2 separate regions of the Homo sapiens genome follow, and region 2 is linked to region 1. A link is a loop called in an ENCODE intact Hi-C map of the cell type or tissue named here. Cell type or tissue: CD4-positive, alpha-beta T cell. All regions are shown on one strand. Each heading gives the region's core, and the rest is flanking DNA. Links, peaks and the distances in the headings are about the cores only.

Region 1 (2,802 bases), core at 302-2,801:
CTATCCTCCCCATTAGTGTCAAATCATTTTATTATTTTTTTGTGGTGTGCAAATCCAGTAACCTTGGTTCATTACCCAGAATTCCTCAATAATTATCCATATAAACATACAATGTAGATAAATGACAAGCCCGTGGTTCTTCTTGGTCAGTGTTCCACATACCTCTCCAACGCCTGTTAATTCTCCTCCCAGCCACTCTCACTGAACTGGAAGTTTCCAACTTCATTTTCCAACAGCATTGAGCTACTTGCAATTTCCTGAACAAAGGATACTGTCACCTATTCATGCATATGCATATTTTATTCTCTCCCAGGAAAAGAACCTCTCTCAAATGACAGCAAACTTGAAACATAGTTTAAAAAAAAAACATAATGTACTGGTAATGTTTTTAAAGCACTGTTCAAAACTAAATACTTCTTATGATATCAATTATATGAAAAGAATGTGAATACATAGAAAAAAAGTTGCAGGAAATTTATTAAAATGTTCATTGTGGGGCCGGGCACGGTGGCTCATGCCTGTAATCCCAGCACTTTGGGAGGCCAAGGTCAAGAGATCGACTAACTGGCTAACACGGTAAAAACCTGTCTCTACTAAAAATACAAAAATTAGCTGGGCGTGGTGGTGCACACCTGTAGTCCAAGCTACTTGGGAGGCTGAAGCAGGAGAATCACTTGAACCCGGGAGGCGGAGGTTGCAGTGAGTCAAGATCGTGCCACTGCACTCCAGCTTGGGTGACACAGCGAGACTCCATCTCAAAAAAAAAATGTTCATTTTGATTGTCTCTAGGTGGTGGAGTTATAGATTTTGTTTCCTTCTCTATACTTTTCTGTAGTTTAGAAATACATGATATATAAAAATGTATATTTTCCACAATGTTATATATTACACTTCTAAAGAGAAAGAATATGTAACATTGAGAAAAATCATTTACATATTTAAAAAACCACCACATGTACCTCTATATCTTATTTGATACTTGAATTAAGATAGAAGTGTTTGGTTAATAAAATAGGATAGTGGGCTTAGGCAGGAGGATGGCCTCAGGCCAGGAGTTCGATATCAGCCCAGGCAACAGTGAGATCCAGTCTCCATAGAAATTAAAAAAAAAATAGCCGGGCGTTGTGGCACTCACCTGTAGTCCTAGCTAGTTGGGAGGCTGAGATGGGAGGCCGAGGTGGAAAGAAAGACAACTTGGCCTGGGAAGTCGAGGCTGCAGTGAGATGTGCTCGCTCCACTGTATTCCAGCATGGGTGACAGAACGAAATCCTGCCTCTAAGATACAAAAAAAAAAAAAAAAGTTAGCAGGGAATACTAACATACTAACATTTATTTGCTTAAACAAGTTTTTTATACCTGTCCTACACAAAAATGCACTTTTCCTTCAGCCACCAGATGGCAATCTCTTCCCATGTATTGTTCCATTTACAACTTGCTGAAGCACCCTTTCAGGGATTGTGCATAATTTACATAAATATTTTTAATTTTCAACTAGCAAATTAAAATATTTATATTTAGAGCATATTTTAATACACATTAAGAAAATTATGAGTTTTAATTATTTAAAAATCAATTTTCTTATAAACACCTCATGTAGTATCATCTCAAGCAATTCTATCCCACAGGAATTATTCAGTCTAACTGGTGTTGTTGAAGGAAAAGCAAACTGCCATCCTCCTTCCATGTATGCCAACTAACTCCACATTGGCAGAGACCTAAGAATTGGCATTCGTAGTGGGGGAAGGGAGTCAAATTGAACCAAGCTTCCCAAGCTCAGAGCCTGGTAGGAGAGGGATATTCCTGTGGGGAATGTCCTGGTGGCACATATTCTAAATGATTCTAAAATCTTGCCTGCAATAATGTATTCAGGAATATTAATGAATATTCCTAAGAGTTTAGAGGATAATGGCTCTTCCAGCAATATTTTTCTTAAATGGCCATTTTGCACCACTGTTTTTATTTAGGGTATTAGAGGCATCAAAGAAATCTCAAATTCTCTCCAGAGTTTTCTTTTTCTCTATTCCTTTCTTTCCAAAGTCTGATTGCTTGTCAAACATGATTCTTCTTTAAGTTTCACTTTTGTTGGGTGATGACACATCTGCCTGGCATTACATTTCCAATTTATAATAAACAGTACTCAGGGAATTGGTAAATTTGGTAAACTCAGAGCTGTTTTTCTGCTGGATCAGCCAAGGCTTTTGCTTTTGAACACGTGAGGTGCATTTCTAATGTCTAAATTTTAGGCCTGAACATTACATTCAAGAGTGATTACTACACATTAGAGAAGACTATATAAGCATGTAGTAATTTTTCATAATTTTTTTCTGATTACAAAATACATTATCTTTTTAAATTTTTTGCAGTACTCTAAAAGCTCAAGGAAGAAAAGTTGAAATCATTCATAATTTCCCAACCCAGCAAAAGTGTCTGATAAGTGGCTATAAAATTGATTATAAGGATTTGTGTCTAAAAACATCAGTACCTCTGCATTCCCATCATTTTCCATTGTGAAACTTTAATATTTGGAGTTCTGTTACAATTGTGAGTGATTTTAAAGGTAGTAACAGAAAATTCACTGGTTTGGTCTTTAAACTAGATGTCAACCTATATTTTAAAACAAACCAATTTTATTCACATTTTTTGTGTATGTTTGTTTAGGGTTAAACATTTTTCTTAACTTATGTTAGTTAATACCTAGGGCTACAAATAAACTCTGTATCATGAACATGCAGCTATTTGACTGATTGATCTTCCTTAAGATAACAGAAACTCTGAATGCTATTCTTGCTATTCCACACATTT
Region 2 (2,802 bases), core at 52-2,551, 1.1 Mb after region 1:
CACCCACTCATATCCTCTCAAAATTTGTCTGCATTCATCCACAGACAAGTCTCTGTGGTAGGAAGGTAGGAAGGTAGGAAGGTAGGAAGGTAGGAAGCTATGAATCCCTGGTGGAGCCCAAGAGCCAGAAAGACTGTTTTGAGAGTGCAGACCAACAGCCAGGTGGCAGACCTGCTGATCATGCCCCTGGGATTTAAATCTAGAAACAGCCTTGTTTCCCAAAAGGCTTAGGTACAGTCCTGTTTATCCTTGAACCAAAACAATTTGCCAAGGGGTCCAGGAGGAATCATGCACATTAGTACCTTGGCAGAAAGGCTCGTCTGCCCACTGACAACGGTCTTGGAAGTGAATTTGAAAGTTACCTTGTAACTGGGCTCCAGTCCTCCTCATCTGGGATCCCAGCTTATTACTGTTTGTGCAAGAACTCAAGAGAAAGACTCACCAATATCTCACAGTCTAGGGATTACACATGTCAGTCATGTAAGCCTACATGATGGGCACATCAGCCTCCATCCCAAAGCAGATCCTGAGGGGGCCCAATCAACTCCAGCTCCTCAGTCTGGGAACTGTCCCATTTGTGCAGGAAATGACTGTGGGATGTGCACCCACCTGACCTACTGGGGTGAACTCACTGGCCTTGATCTCACAGTGAATTCTGAGGGGAACTAGTCTCAACTTCAGCATCTCCTGAGAACTGCTGGGAGGCTTGCATATCTGGGCCACCAGCCCCCATCCCACAGCAGGTACAGAGGCGGCCCAGGCTCAGCTCCATCTTCTCCTGCTGCAGTTGGGGAACTGGCCTGGAAGCCTCGCCTGTCTGGGCCTATGGGACAGGCTTCCAGACTTGGGTCCCTGGCCAATATTCTCACTCAACTTGGGTACATGCCTTGGATCTTCACCAGGTCCATCTCTGCCAGAGTGCATGCCAACTATGGAACTTTTGTGAAACTGACAACAAATATGGGCTTAGGGCACCCTCTAGTGTCGGAACAGCTGCACTGGTCAGAGTCTTTCATAACAGTCGGCTTGGATAACTGAACAGGCCCACTGAAGAAGCATGGGAACATTTAAAGCCAGACTGTGAAGATTAAAATAAATACCTAATTTTTCGATGTGCAGACATCGAAGTGCAGCCACAATCACCAAGTACAATCGGAATTATGACCTCACTAAACAGGCAAAATAAGGGGCTAGTGACAAATCCCAAAGAGAAGATGTGTGACCTATTAGACAAGGAATTCAAAATAGCAGTGTAAGAAAAAAAATTGCATGGAACCACAAAAGACCCTGAATAGCCAAAGCAATCTTGAGCAAAGAAAAAGAAAGCTGGAGGCATCACAGTAGCTGACTTCAAAATATACTGCAAAACTATTGTAACCAAAACAGCATGGCACTGGAATAAAAAAAAAGAATCACAATGACCAGTGGAATAGAATAGAGAACATAGAAATAAATGCACATATTTACAGCCAACTAATTTTCAATAAAAGTGCCAAGAACACACAATGGGAAAAGGACAGTCTAATAAATGGTGCTTGAAAAACTGGATATATATGCAGAAGAATGAAACTAGATCCTTATCTCACCAACTGCAAAATCAGCTCAAAATAGATTAAAGACTTAAACGTAGCCAGGTGGTGGTGCACATCCATAGACCCAGTTACTCAGGAGGCTGAGGCAGGAGGATCACTTGAGCCCAAGAGTTCAAGGCCAGCCTGGGCAACACAGTGGACATAGTGAGTTCCTATCTCTTAAAAAAAAAAGACTTAAACAAAAGATCCAAAACTACAAGAATAAAATATAGGGTAAATGGGCTGGGTGCAGTGACTCATGCCTGTAATCCCAGCACTCTGGGAGGTCAAGGTGGGTGGATCACTTGAGGTCAGGAGTTTGAGACCAGCCTGGCCAACATGGTGAAACCCCACCTCTACTAAAAATACAAACATTAGTCAGGTGTGATGGTATGTGCTTGTAATCCCAGCTACTTGGGAGGCTGAGGCATGAGAATCACTTGAACCCAGGAGGCGGAGGTTGCAGTGAGCCAAGATCATGTCACTGCACTCCAGCATGGCAGACTCTGTCTCAAAACATCTATCTATCTATCTGTCTGTCTGTCTGTCTATCTATCTATCTATCTATCTATCTATCTATCTATCTCTGGGAAATGGTTCATGGCATTTGTCTGGAGCAAGAATTTTTTTGATAAGACCTCAAAAACACAGGCAACAAAAGCAAAAATAGGTGAATGCAATTACATCAAACTAAAAAGCTTCTGCACAGCAAAGGAAATAGACCAAAGAGAAAGCCTATAGAGTGGGAGAAAATACCTGCAAACTATGCATCTGACAAGGGGTTAATATCTGGATTATACAAAGAACTCAAACAGCCCTACAGCAACCCAAAAAATCCAAAACCCAACTTAAAAATGGGCAAGAAGCCTGAGTAGACATTTCTCCAAAGAAGACATACAGATGACCAAAGGGATATGGAAAATGCTCAGCATCACTAATCAGGGAAATGCAAATCAAAACCACAATGAGATATATTACCTCATCTCAGTTAAAATGGCTTTCATCAAAGAGATAAAAAAATAACAAATGCTGATGCTGATGAGGATGTGGAAAAAGGGGAACTTTAATACACTGTTGGTGGGAATGTAAATTAGTACCAGACATTAGGGAAAACAGTATGGAGGTTTTCTCAAAAAATTAAAAACAGAGCTACCATATGATCTAACAATACTACTACTGGGTATATATCAAAAAATTTAAAAATAGAATTAATATGTCAAGGAAGGGCTGG

What was found. A loop is a pair of places that touch in the nucleus more often than their neighbours do. Peaks named below come from ENCODE experiments on the same cell type or tissue, not always from the same donor. Only the 100,000 strongest peaks of a DNase experiment are listed, where the experiment ranks them.
Region 2: it touches region 1 in a loop (5-fold over the local background); 5 of 110 quality-filtered maps call a loop at or near these places.

What each region holds. Positions count from the first base shown.
Region 1 is chr12:15,855,150-15,857,951 of GRCh38, reverse strand. The region is part of intron 2 of LOC102724146 (a long non-coding RNA gene); the gene reads left to right. Among named protein-coding and RNA genes, the nearest start is that of STRAP, 26 kb to the left of the region's middle. In CD4-positive, alpha-beta T cell, for the core only: CTCF peaks have their summits at 1,185 and 1,390 (motif pointing right); a DNase peak (open chromatin) is centred at 1,401.
Region 2 is chr12:14,722,056-14,724,857 of GRCh38, reverse strand. All of the region lies in intron 5 of GUCY2C-AS1 (GUCY2C antisense RNA 1), which reads right to left. Among named protein-coding and RNA genes, the nearest start is that of GUCY2C, 27 kb to the right of the region's middle. RefSeq lists an enhancer at 708-897. In CD4-positive, alpha-beta T cell, for the core only: CTCF peaks have their summits at 798 and 997 (motif pointing left); a DNase peak (open chromatin) is centred at 967.